Regions from separate parts of the Homo sapiens genome. Here regions 1 and 2 are each linked to region 3. The links are chromatin contacts, found by Hi-C in ENCODE. All regions are on one chromosome and are shown on one strand. The core of a region is the stretch at or near the end of the contact, and the rest is flanking DNA. Distances in the headings are between cores, read along the strand shown.

The links. A loop is a pair of places that touch in the nucleus more often than their neighbours do. Pooled maps may share reads with other maps.
Region 1: a map with no recorded cell type shows a loop between it and region 3 (2.3-fold over the local background). The contact joins two enhancer-like sites. A Hi-C loop is called at or near these places in 2 of 37 single-sample maps with no recorded cell type and 3 of 50 pooled maps.
Region 2: a loop to region 3 is called in a pooled map, with 4 times the contacts of the local background. The contact joins two enhancer-like sites. A Hi-C loop is called at or near these places in 2 of 37 single-sample maps with no recorded cell type and 3 of 50 pooled maps.

What each region holds. Positions count from the first base shown.
Region 1 is chr11:121,229,648-121,233,570 of GRCh38, reverse strand. No RefSeq gene overlaps it. Among named protein-coding and RNA genes, the nearest start is that of SC5D, 61 kb to the left of the region's middle. Within about 2 kb of position 1,835, at least 2 of the 41 ENCODE cell types and tissues checked have a DNase peak (open chromatin) inside an H3K27ac peak, as active enhancers do.
Region 2 is chr11:122,744,241-122,747,924 of GRCh38, reverse strand. The region is part of intron 1 of UBASH3B (ubiquitin associated and SH3 domain containing B); the gene reads right to left. Among named protein-coding and RNA genes, the nearest start is that of UBASH3B, 90 kb to the right of the region's middle. RefSeq lists an enhancer at 2,481-3,448. Within about 2 kb of position 1,609, at least 8 of the 41 ENCODE cell types and tissues checked have a DNase peak (open chromatin) inside an H3K27ac peak, as active enhancers do.
Region 3 is chr11:121,766,241-121,770,228 of GRCh38, reverse strand. No RefSeq gene overlaps it. Among named protein-coding and RNA genes, the nearest start is that of SORL1-AS1, 320 kb to the right of the region's middle. RefSeq lists an enhancer at 2,378-2,427. Within about 2 kb of position 2,633, at least 2 of the 41 ENCODE cell types and tissues checked have a DNase peak (open chromatin) inside an H3K27ac peak, as active enhancers do.

The DNA of each region.
Region 1 (3,923 bases), core at 586-3,085, 540 kb after region 3:
ATCATAATTTATTTAAAGAAGAAATATATAAATAGCTTTTACAAAGATATAAACAGATTCAAATAGATGTTAGAAAACAGTGGAGTTTGGTTGAAATTTCCCTTCCATTCCCCCTTCTTTCTTCCTCCCTCTCTCCCTTTACTTCCTTTCTTTGTTTTCTTTCTTTCTTTCCTTTTAAAACTATACTTCAAAAATTAATTATCTGAGATTAAAATTTTGTAACAAGAAGGCATTATTTGTAGTCACAAAAACTGAGAAATCAGCTTAAATTAATAGTAACAATAAAGACTCTAATAAAGTAAAGATATATATTATGAATTAGGTCGGGGTCTGCATGACTACATAAGATAAATTATGAAATTATATTGGTATACAGAAAAGAATATTTCAGAAATCTCTTCTATACTGGTAAAGAAGTAAAATAGTTTCTCTAATGGATGGATTGCATTAATCAACATCAATAAAAATTCCCACCTAATTATTTTATAGAATCCATAAAATAATTCTGAAATTAATTTTGAATAAATTGGTAGGCAATAATAATAAATGATCTTTAAAAAAGAAGAAGAACAGAGCAAGGAAAAAGAGCTATTCCTTTCCCATGTTAGAATGCATTTTAAATGTGGTGCTGACATAAAAACAGAAATTTCAAATATTATGATGGAGTGGAAAGCTATGAGTATATGAAGTTAAACATAAAAATTTTATAATGAGATAAGAATCATAAGTGAGATATATATGTGTGTGTGTATATGTATGTATATTTGTGTATGTATGTGTGTGTATATATGTGCATACATATGTGTATATATGTGTGTGTATTCCATATATATGCACATATTGTATACACTTTGTAACCTCATCAATAAGCAGTACATGAGCAGTTCAGTCACACAAAATGAAAATCAATAGCCATTTTAAAATCTAATATTGTTAGTCATAATAACAAATCATAGCAAGATCTCATTTATATCTACTAAACCCAAAAGAAAAAAAAACAAGCATAATATTTAATTCAGGTATGTCTTCAAGGTAACTGGCAAGTTCTTAACATTTTTTGGCATTACTCATTAATTTATTTTGGATTCCTCTTTGACAATATGCGTTAAAATCCATAGAGATATTTATATCCTTTGTTCTAGTAAAGCATATCTTAAGGATTTATCTTAAAATAATTCAAAAGAGAGAACTATATTCATGATAATGTTTACTGCAGCATTAATTATAAAAATGGAAAATTGGGATAAACTTAAAATGTTCAACAATAGAGGCAATGGGTAGGGAAAGTCTCATTTTAAGACTAGGTTAAACATTCTGTGCTTCTTTCTTTTGTTTTTTGGAGTGCAGTGACATAATCATGGCTTACTGCTGCATCAAACTCCTCGGCTTCCCAAGTAGCTGGGACTACAGGCATGGACCAGCACGCCAGGCTAATTTTTTAAACATTTTGTTAGAAATGGGGTCTCACTATGTTGCCCAGGTTGATCTCAAACGCCTGGGCTCAAGTGACCCTCCCACCTTGTTTGTTACTATTTATCATGTAATTGCCGTGAAGCAGGTATTTTATATACGATCTCTAATTCTCACACTCATTCTGCAAGTTACGTATTTTTCATTCTCAATTTAAAGTTTTGAGATCTGGTGCTCTAACAAGACTAAATAGCTTACTCAAGGCTAGTAAGTGGTGGAGCTGGACCTTGAACCCCTGCATGACAAGGCCTGCTTCCCTTGGCCTGGTCAAAGGGCAAAAGCCCTGCTTACAGTTCCGACTGAAGGAACAGCCTTTGGCAGGCACATTCTGTCCATGTGATTTCTGTGACCTTATCGAAATTGCCCTTCCTGCCAGATACCACCAGGCCTGGAGTCTGACCCAAGGGCAGCCAATCCAAGGTCAGGCTAGTAGCTCATGATAGGGCTGTCATGAAAAGTTCTGTTAGATAGAGAAGAAAGGAATTATCTAAACTATCTAATTCCCTCTCTTACTAATTTAGCTTTGGAAATACAGAGCAAATCAGGCAGTTGTCAGGAGCTGAAGGTAGGAGAATGTGAGACAAGTATAGAAAGCATTTAAGAATGCATATGTTAACTAGATGAGACAGAACTAAATTGCTATTGAGAAATCGATGCTCTTTTGCTGGAAAAAAAAAAAAGAACTAAACTGCTAGATCACCAGTGGCAGAAAAACCAGGCAAGAGAAGGGATGGGTGGGAGGATGAAAACACGTTCAAATCAGGCAGCAAAGAATAGTAAAAATATGAAGTAAAGGGAAGTAATTGCAGACCATACTCAATTCTGCAAACATTGCCTATCCTATAATATCAATATCCTTCATGATTGATACAGTTTTGACTTTTGTTCCCTCCAAATCTCACGTTGAAATATGACCTCCAATGTTGGAGTTGGGGTTTAAGGGGAGGTATTGGATCATGGGGACAGATCCTTTATGAATGGCTTAGCATCATCCTCTTGGTAATGAGTGAGTGCTTGCTCCGAGTTCCCACACATGTGATCTGGTTGTTTGAAAGTGTGTGGCATCTCTCCGTGCTCTCTCTCTCTTGCTCTCAGCTCTTGCCATGTGATGCGGCTGCTCCTGCTTCACCTTTCACTGTGACTGGAAGCTTCCTGATGCCCTCACCAGGAGCAGACCCTGGTACTTTGCTTCTTGTATGGCCAGCAGAACCATAAGCCAATTAAACCCCCTTTCTTTATAAATTACCCAGCCTCAGGTATTTATTTAGAGTGATGCAAAAACAGCCTAACATGGTAATCTAGTTACTTCTAGAGATTCGTCTCCTGTATGTCCTTACTTGACCTCTTAATTCCAGCTACCCAAACAGCTTGCATGGAAAGTACAAGTGCACTGCTCCAGGTATCAATTTATTGTCTCTCAGCTCCAGATTCACCCTTTTGCCTGAACTAGTAAGTACACCATGCTATCCCTCCCTAGAGGGCATTTTCATTTACCTAGCCAATTCCCTTGTGCCCTCCAAGACTTGGCACAAGAGAAGCTTTCTCTAAGGAGATTCCCATGGTCTCCACCAGACTGAATCCACCTGAGCACATCTCCATTGAGACTCTCTTGACTATTACAGCATTATATCAAGGGAGTTTCGTCTGAGAGTTCTAAGTAATGAGCAGATATGAATTAAGCAGAAACCAGAAGAGAGGCTCAAACGGCAACTGTAGCAAGAACTGACTCAGGAGACAACACAGCACCAACCCCTCAACATGCCAGAGGAAAGTGCCCCCTCAAGAGAGGAAGGTAGATGCTTGAGTTACAATCATTCGCAAATCCCTATTTACTTCCTGAGTTTAAGTAGATATATTTTAAAATACAGCTTAAGATATATACAGATATATTATTAAAAGCGTGAAATAAATAGACTTTTTATCCATTTGTAACTCAGGCAAAACTAATCTAGTTCTAAGTTAATGAGAATGGCACACTGTAATAGCAATTTGTGTTATAAATGGTTCTTGAGGCAACCATCTGTACTACACAAATAAATTTGCCCCTGAAACTGCAAGGCGACATTCTCCCTGAGTCCTTCAGAGAATCCACATGCAAATTTGCCTGGCTGACTGCCTTTGCTTTATCCATTTGGCTCACCAGTTTGTGGGCAAATTTATATATAAAATTGCAAAAGCTGGCCTGGGACTCTAGAGTGCGGAAAAAAATAATAAAAATAACAGTAATTTGTATTTATGTAGGTAGAATACTTGTACTAAATGATCAGATAATTTCAAAATATTATCTCATTCATTTCCACCATAATATCAGAAGCCTGGGAAGTATAAACAAGTATTTTAAAAGCATGATTTTGTAAGAAGTATTCCCAGCGGTCTATATTAGTGTGAATCAGATATGGGTGCTGTGATTTGTATGTTCCCAGGGAAATGTTCTTTCTACTCAGAAACTTGCT
Region 2 (3,684 bases), core at 360-2,859, 980 kb before region 3:
TCATTATTATCCCTGTTACACAAATGAGGGAACAGAGGCTTTGAAAGGTTAAATAGCTCACTCAAGGGAATATATGGATCTTAGGTCACAAAGGCAGGATTTGAAACCAGGCAGTTTGAGTTCCTCTCCATGCCTGTGCTATGAAGCTTACTTAAACTTTGGCATCCTCCCTTTGTACTTTCCAGATAGAACAGCTCTAATATTTTCATTGCGTCTCTATAAAGAAAGCTTTCAGAAGCTTAAAGACGTTCCCCAGCTTTGACTCTGTCTCCAAACGTACAGGAACCCAAACCACCCAACATCACTCCAGCTGCAGATGCTATTGTTTATAATATGTTATCCCGCTTCTTTCTCACAGCAGTCCCAACGGGGGCTCAGTCAAGTCTCATAACTCTCTAAGGACACAGAGCCATGGCCCAGCCCACACTCCCCAGGACTCTGGTGTATTTTTCTCCCCTCCTATCTGATGCTGCCTCTAGGTCCTAAGCTCAGCACTGTCCCCACAGGGTGCCTTACATGCACAGTGAGAGAATAACATTTCCCCAAACTCCTTGGCTGGTGTCATCAGGACAATTCCACTCCACTGGTTCTGGGTCTATTAACTCATTCTGTTCTCAGTGCATAAGCTCTTGCTAAGACGATTTTAGGGGTCCTATTGGCTGCTGGTTTCACTCTCCCTTTCATTCTCCAATTTATAGTCCACCCTCCACCAAGACTAGAATAATCTTTCTTAACCATTAATCTAGATCACATCACTGTCCTGCTTAAAATCCTGCAGAGGTTCCCCATATCCTTGGCCATGCCTGTGCTGGCCCCTGTCAGCCCAGCTGCCTCTCCGGTGACCACCCCCACCCCGCAGCCTCTGCTTCAGCCAGGAGCCTCGGCAGTTTCCAAAACACACCCTGGTGTTCTCTCTGTTGAACCTTTGCCCACTTTGCTTTTTCTGCTGGGATTGTCCACATTCCCCCTTTTCTGCCTAATGAATTTAAAGGATGACTTTAGGTCAAGATTTCACCATTCAGCGAAATCCTTTCTGAATCACAAATCCCCCCTCACGGCCCCTCCCACACTTTACCTATCCATCACTCCCAGTGGACTGTAAGCTCTTTGGAGATAAGACTCCATATCTGTTTAACTTGGTGCCTTCAAAACTGAGCACACGGTAAATGCCCTGAACTATTCATGAAATAAGTACAGAATGAATAAATCCTCCCGACTTCCCCACCACAGATAGCAGAGCAGCTCTCTTCGGAAGTCTCATAGCACTCTCTACCATTCTTCTATTAGCCCTTCCAGTCTTATCTCTAATTATTTCCTTCTATGTCTATTTTTCCCACTACATTGGAAGCATTCTTCTCCATTAGACTCTGAGATCTTCAAGGGTAGGAGGTAAAGGCCTGAGCACAAAGCCCAGCACATAGTAGGTGTTTAATTTATTGATTGAATGAAGTGACGCTTTCTTGTCAAACTTAATCACCCGGAGGCACCATCTTATACCTCAGATAACTTCCGCGTCAATACAGTGGTTTGAGTTTGTTCACGCTGAAGCAACCTTCCACTTGTCCGCCCACTCATATCTTAGGGGATCCTCCCCTCCTCTACCCTTTTGGCATGGAACCTCCCTACCGAAAGAGCTCTGTGTCACCCATAGACGTGTGAGTTTCAGTCTGAACTTCCTTTTTCAGGTTATTTATAAAAACGTAAAAGCTGCCCTACTCAATGCCAGCCACTGTTGAAACACTATCCTTTGCATGGTCCCTGGGCCTTAGCTCAGTCCTAGGTTGCCATCTTTGTAGTGTATATCTTTCATGACACAAGGGCGGGCACGGAGCCTTCATCTAATTATCCGTCTGCCCACCCACCCATCCGTTCATCCATCCCACACATGTTGAACATCTAAGAAGGACGAGGTCCCGTGCCAGGCTCTGGGAACTTCAGTGATAGACAAAACAAAGTCTCTGGCCTCAAGGAGCTCAGCTGAGACAGAAAACAAACACAGAGCAAATAATCGTAATGCTGTGATATACGTGCTCCCCCAGTCATTTAAAGCATGCAGGTGGGTCACCTATCGGGAGATGACCTCTGCCCCAGAAGGGACAGGATTTGAGCTGGGCCTTGATAGATAAGTGGGATTTTGCTACCCAGACAAGAGTGACGGAACAGCGGGTGCAATGGGGGAAGGGACCCAAGAAGTCACAAGGTGGTCACAGGAGTGAGAGAGGGCATGGCAGGGGAGATGAAGCTTATCCATTTATATTTTCTCACTAAGGGAAAATTTTTGTTTTCAAAGCCTGTGGGTCAATAATATCTTTGTAAAGGAAGAAAGGCATATTGATTATGGCCTTGCCTCTCCCAATAGCCAGAAAAAGCCGGAGTCTCTTCTACAAAGCTATGGAAAGAGCTGGAAACGGAATCCATTCTTTCATCCAAGATTTTCAGCACCTGTCACATGTACCTATGTATTCATGGGACTGTGATCATGCTCCCCAGTGCTGTACACTCCCTGAGATCAGAGACTTTGTTATGATCTGTGTTGCCACATGGTAAGCACCCCATAAATACTTGCTGAATGAATGCACTGACCCCTGCCAGCTACCAGGAACTGTGCTAAGTACTGGGAATAGGAAAATGGACTAGACGTGCTGCCTGCCCATCCAGCTAGGAAGGCTGACAGTCTAATCTGTTTGTTACGTGATCCAGTTTCTCAGGAATGCATTTTTGGAGTGGTAAGAAATTATTTGTTTTAAAGTTTGAGAGAAAAAAAAGATACAAGCTGAGAGGTGAGTCTTTCAGTGTGGATGGAAGGCCTCAGGCAGCTTCCAGGACGTGCTTGCAGATGCCAGTGTTACCCTGCTCCTTGCTTTTGCCACTCAGGCAGACGGGCTCCCTGGGAGGACCACCGCTCCTCAACACCCTCTCCCCAGACCCCAGACCAGGCTGGTCCCCTGCAAGGAAAGTCCTCTGCCTCAGCTGCCCTTCCCCGGGCTGTGCGGCACACTCACGTGCCCAAGTGCGCGCGCGCGCGCACACACACACACACACACACACACAGAGTCACACATGTGATCATACTCAACACACATTCTCCCCTGGCCACACACATATATAATCACACACGATCACACAGTCACACACATGATCACTCATATAGCACACATGTGATCACTCACACACTGACACAATCACACACAAAACACTCACATCAGGTCACACACAGTTGCACATGTGATCACACCCACAACACACACTCACAGTGACACACATTTGATCATACACTTGCGTTGTCACACACATGGTCACTCATACAACACATGCACACAAACACCCTCACACACAGTCACACACAGTCACACACCCACACAGGCACTCTTAGACATGATCACATGATCACAGTCACAACACGAGCTCATAGATAGGCACACATGCTCATGCAACACACACAGTAACACACACATGATCATATACTTATATAGGCACTCACACAGCCACACACCGATACACATGCTCAAATGCACACAACACGTGTCCATGTACTCACTCAACCACTCACAGTCACACGCTCACCCACATGCACAAACACATGCTCATACAGTCACACCTACACTATCACACTCAAATTCACATTTGCACATACACATTTATGTGCGCACACAGGCTCACACAGCACAAACTCACACAGAACCT
Region 3 (3,988 bases), core at 1,384-3,883:
TTGAGGGAACAGCCCCTACAAAGGCCCTGAGGTAGGCGCATATTTCACTGTGTTTGAAGATTGGCAAGAAGGAGACTGTGACTGACACTGAGTGATCCTACCCAAGGGTGGATAAAGAAAGTGGCAGAAGTTAAGCCCAGAAAGTTTGTAGGGGATTGTATGGGGTCTTGGGCTGTGGAAAGTACGTTACCTTTTACTCTGGGTGAAATGGGATACTACTGGAAGGGTTTGAGCTGAGGAGAGACTAATTATGACGAATGTTTTCAAGGGATATTGTATGGAGAATAAAGTATAGTTGAATGAAAGTTGAAGCAAGGAGACAAGAGGCTGTTAAGATAATCTACATGAGAGGATGGGGCATGAGACTAGACTCAGTGTGGAAGTAGATGTGGTGAGAAGGGGTCAGATTCTGGATATATGTTGAAAGTAGAGGCTATAGCAGTTGCCCTTGGAATAGATGCAGGGTGAGATAACAAATGAAATGTCAAAGATGGTCCTAAGGCTTTATAGATCAGTAAACTCTAGACTGGAAGGGTCACTCATGAAATTAGGACAATTTCAGAATAACGAGTTTCAGGGAGATATCAGGAGTTCATTTTCGGACGTGGTGAATTTTAGACGTCTCTTAGACATGCAAGCAGTTGGCTGTATGAGTCTGGCTTTCAGGACACAGGGTCTAGATGGATATGTAAATTGGAGGGTTATCAATGTGTAGATGATAAAACCATGAGATTAAGTTAGCCCTACCCTGCTCACTGTTTGTAAATGAGAACTGAGCCCTGGGACATTCCAAAATGTAAAGGTTAGGGGATGGGGAAGAACAACGTAGAAAAGACTGAGGAGGAACTGTCAGTGAGGTAGGAGAACCAAGAGTGAGTGGTTCCCCAAGGACTAGTGAAGAAACTACCTCAAGGTGAAGATGTGATCCACTGTGGCTAAAAATCAATCATAAAAGACCTTCTGGCAATGTGAAGGTCTTTTTCAACCTCCACTGGGGCTGCGGACTAGTGGAATAGTGAGAACAAAGACTGAGTGGATTCAAGAAAGAACAAGAAGAGAGAAAACAAACAACACATAGACAACTCTGTCAGTGAACTTTGCTGGAAAGAAGAGGGCAGAAGTGGGGTAGTAACTTCAGAGGCATGTAGGGTAAGGGAAGATGAATTTTTTTTGCTTGGTTGATGATGGCTTGGTTGGTTTGTTGGTTGGTTGGTTGAAAGATGGAGGCTATGCCATCATGTTCTCAGGCTGGCAGGGATGATCCAGTAGAGCAGTGTTACATGTAATATAATAGACAGAGACAGCATTGCTGAAGGCATGCCCTTGAAAAGGACAGAGAATGGGAGTCCCAGTGCACAAGTAAGAAGCTTTCCTTAGAACCAACCAGAGTAGCGCTTATCTTACCTGCTTTATATTTCACATTCCACAGAAAACTTCATTAGGGGAATGTGATGGTAAATATTGAGTGTCAACTTGATTGGATTGAAGGATGCAAAGGATTGTTCCTAGGTGTGTCTGTGAGGGGGTTGCCAAAGGAGATTAACATTTGAGTCAGTGGGCTGAGAGAAGCAGACCCACCTTCAATCTGGGTGGACATCATCTAATCAGCTGCCAGTGTGGCTAGGATAAAGCAGGACTAGACTTGCTGAGTCTTCTGCCTTCCATCTTTCTCCTGTGCTGGTTGCTTCTTGCCCTCGAACATCAGACTCCAAGTTCTTCAGCTTTTGCACTCTTGGACTTACACCAGTGATTTGCCAGGGGCTCTCGGACCTTCCGCCACAGACTGAAGGCTGCACTGTTGGCTTCCCTACTTTTGAGATTTTGGGACTCGGACTGGCTTCTTTGCTCCTCAGCTTGCAGACTGCCTATTATGGGACTTCGCCTTGTGATTGTGTGCGTCAGTACTGCTTAATAAACTCCCCTTCAAATATACATCTATCCTATTGGTTCGGTTCCTCTAGAGAACCCGGACTAACACAGAGAAATATATGTTTTGTTGCTAATTTTAAAATAATAAATGATAACTCTCTATTTGCTTTATTTATTCCTCACATGTCCTTATGAGTCACTTTACTGCCATTTTACTAATAAGAAAACTGAGCCTCAGAAAATGTACATGACTTCATCAGGTTCTCAATGTTTGTATGAAAACTGGGGCTCAAACTGGGTCTGGCTAATTCCAAAGGCCATACATGTTCCACAACATCAGAGCCTGGAATTCCCCCAGAGGGACCACCCGCTAATGAGAAAGGGAGGACATCATCTCACAATGCCAGGCCAGAACAGAACAACGGAGGTAAACCTAAAGGCTCTCAGGTACAAGTGCTAGGAGGCAAGACCAAGTGATGCGCCTGGGCTCTCTGCAGTGAGGCCTTTGGGGAAGGTGTGGTTCGGCTCACAGCTTTTAAAGGTAGAGACGGATGGGAGCATCAGTACTTCACAAGGTTATGGGAAGGTCATGAGAAGAGCTGGACTCCCAAGTCAGGCTGATTAGTCTTGTGTGAATGAGAAGGAGCAAATGTTTCCACTTGAACTGAAAGTGCAGGAGCAGAAGCTGAAAAAAGCATGATGGGGCTTCTTGGGGTTTCCGGTGACTTCAGTAAGCGCTTCATAAATTCCTACCCTGTGTGCAGCATAATGCCTCATGCTCAGAAAAGAAAGAGGAACTGTCATCCTGCCCTGAAGGTACTTACACAATGAACAATTTCAATTCAGCATAAGATTTTGAAATACCTTCATTATTCAGTCTTCTCCAGAGAAACAGAATCAATAATACATAGATATAGAAATGTAGAATAGAGATAGAAACTTTCATTTATTTATTTAAAGAGATTTATTTCAAGAAATTGCCTCATAGGATTGCAGGGGCCAGACACAAGTCTGAAATGTGTAGCACAGGCCAGCCAGTTCAGGAAACTCAGGCAGGCATTGATGCTGCAGTTTTGAGGCAGAATCTTTTCTTCTCTAGGAAACCTCAGTTTTTGCTCTTAAGACCTTTAACTGATTGGATAAGACCCATTTGCACTATCCAACGTAATCTACTTAAAATCAACCAGCTGTAGCTGTTAACCACGTTTACAAAATACCATCGAAGCTACATGTGGATTAGTGCTTGATTAAATGATGGGATACTATAGCCTAGCTAAATCGACACAGAAAGCTAACCATCACAGCATCCTATTACTTCCAGGATTTATTCCATAAAAGCCAAAAACAGATACTTTATTTTAGAGACATTTGTCTTCTTGAAGTATTATTTCCTGATCGAATTTTAAACTGTAGACCGCCGAGAAGCCAGAGGAGGGGCTGTCTCTGAGCCGCTGTTCTATTAAGGGTGGTTTATAAAGGTTCTAATTCATTGTAATTAATTTTTATTGTGCAGACTCAGAAGCCTGACAGAGTGAAAGGGGATAATTTCACAAGTCAAAATAACAAATAAGTAAATACAAATAGTCTCCAACTTCCCAAGAGCATATCATGCTCTCCAGGTCTCCCCTCTCTGAATGAAACACAGACCCTGACCCCGGTTTCCTCCCAGGAGTCCTGGCTCTTGGACCCTCCTACCCACCAGTTTTCTAGAAAGCTAACCTGATCTCAAAGGCCCTCAACCCCGACAATCCTCTTCCTCACACCTGGACAATTTTAGGGCTGCTGTCAATCAGATGGAAGAGCTAGATTTAGGGTGTTGAAACAGTACCCTCCGCCAAAAGGGCGAGAGATTCACCACTGGGAGAAAAGCCCTCATTGGTAGTGCTTTTTGCGAACAATGAAACCTCTGCACGGAGGTTCTTTGTTCAGCTCCATGCTCGGAGCCCCTGCGAGCTGAACAGTGCACGCGCGTGTGCTGGATATTAAGTCTCATTTCAAAGACGTTGCAGTGGGCAATGACGTGGGGGCCGGCTGGGGGCCAAGAGTCGGGGGCTCCAGCCGCTTTGAGCATCGGTCTGGAGCGGGGAGAGCTGGAGATGACTTCAGTCCCTGTGATGGG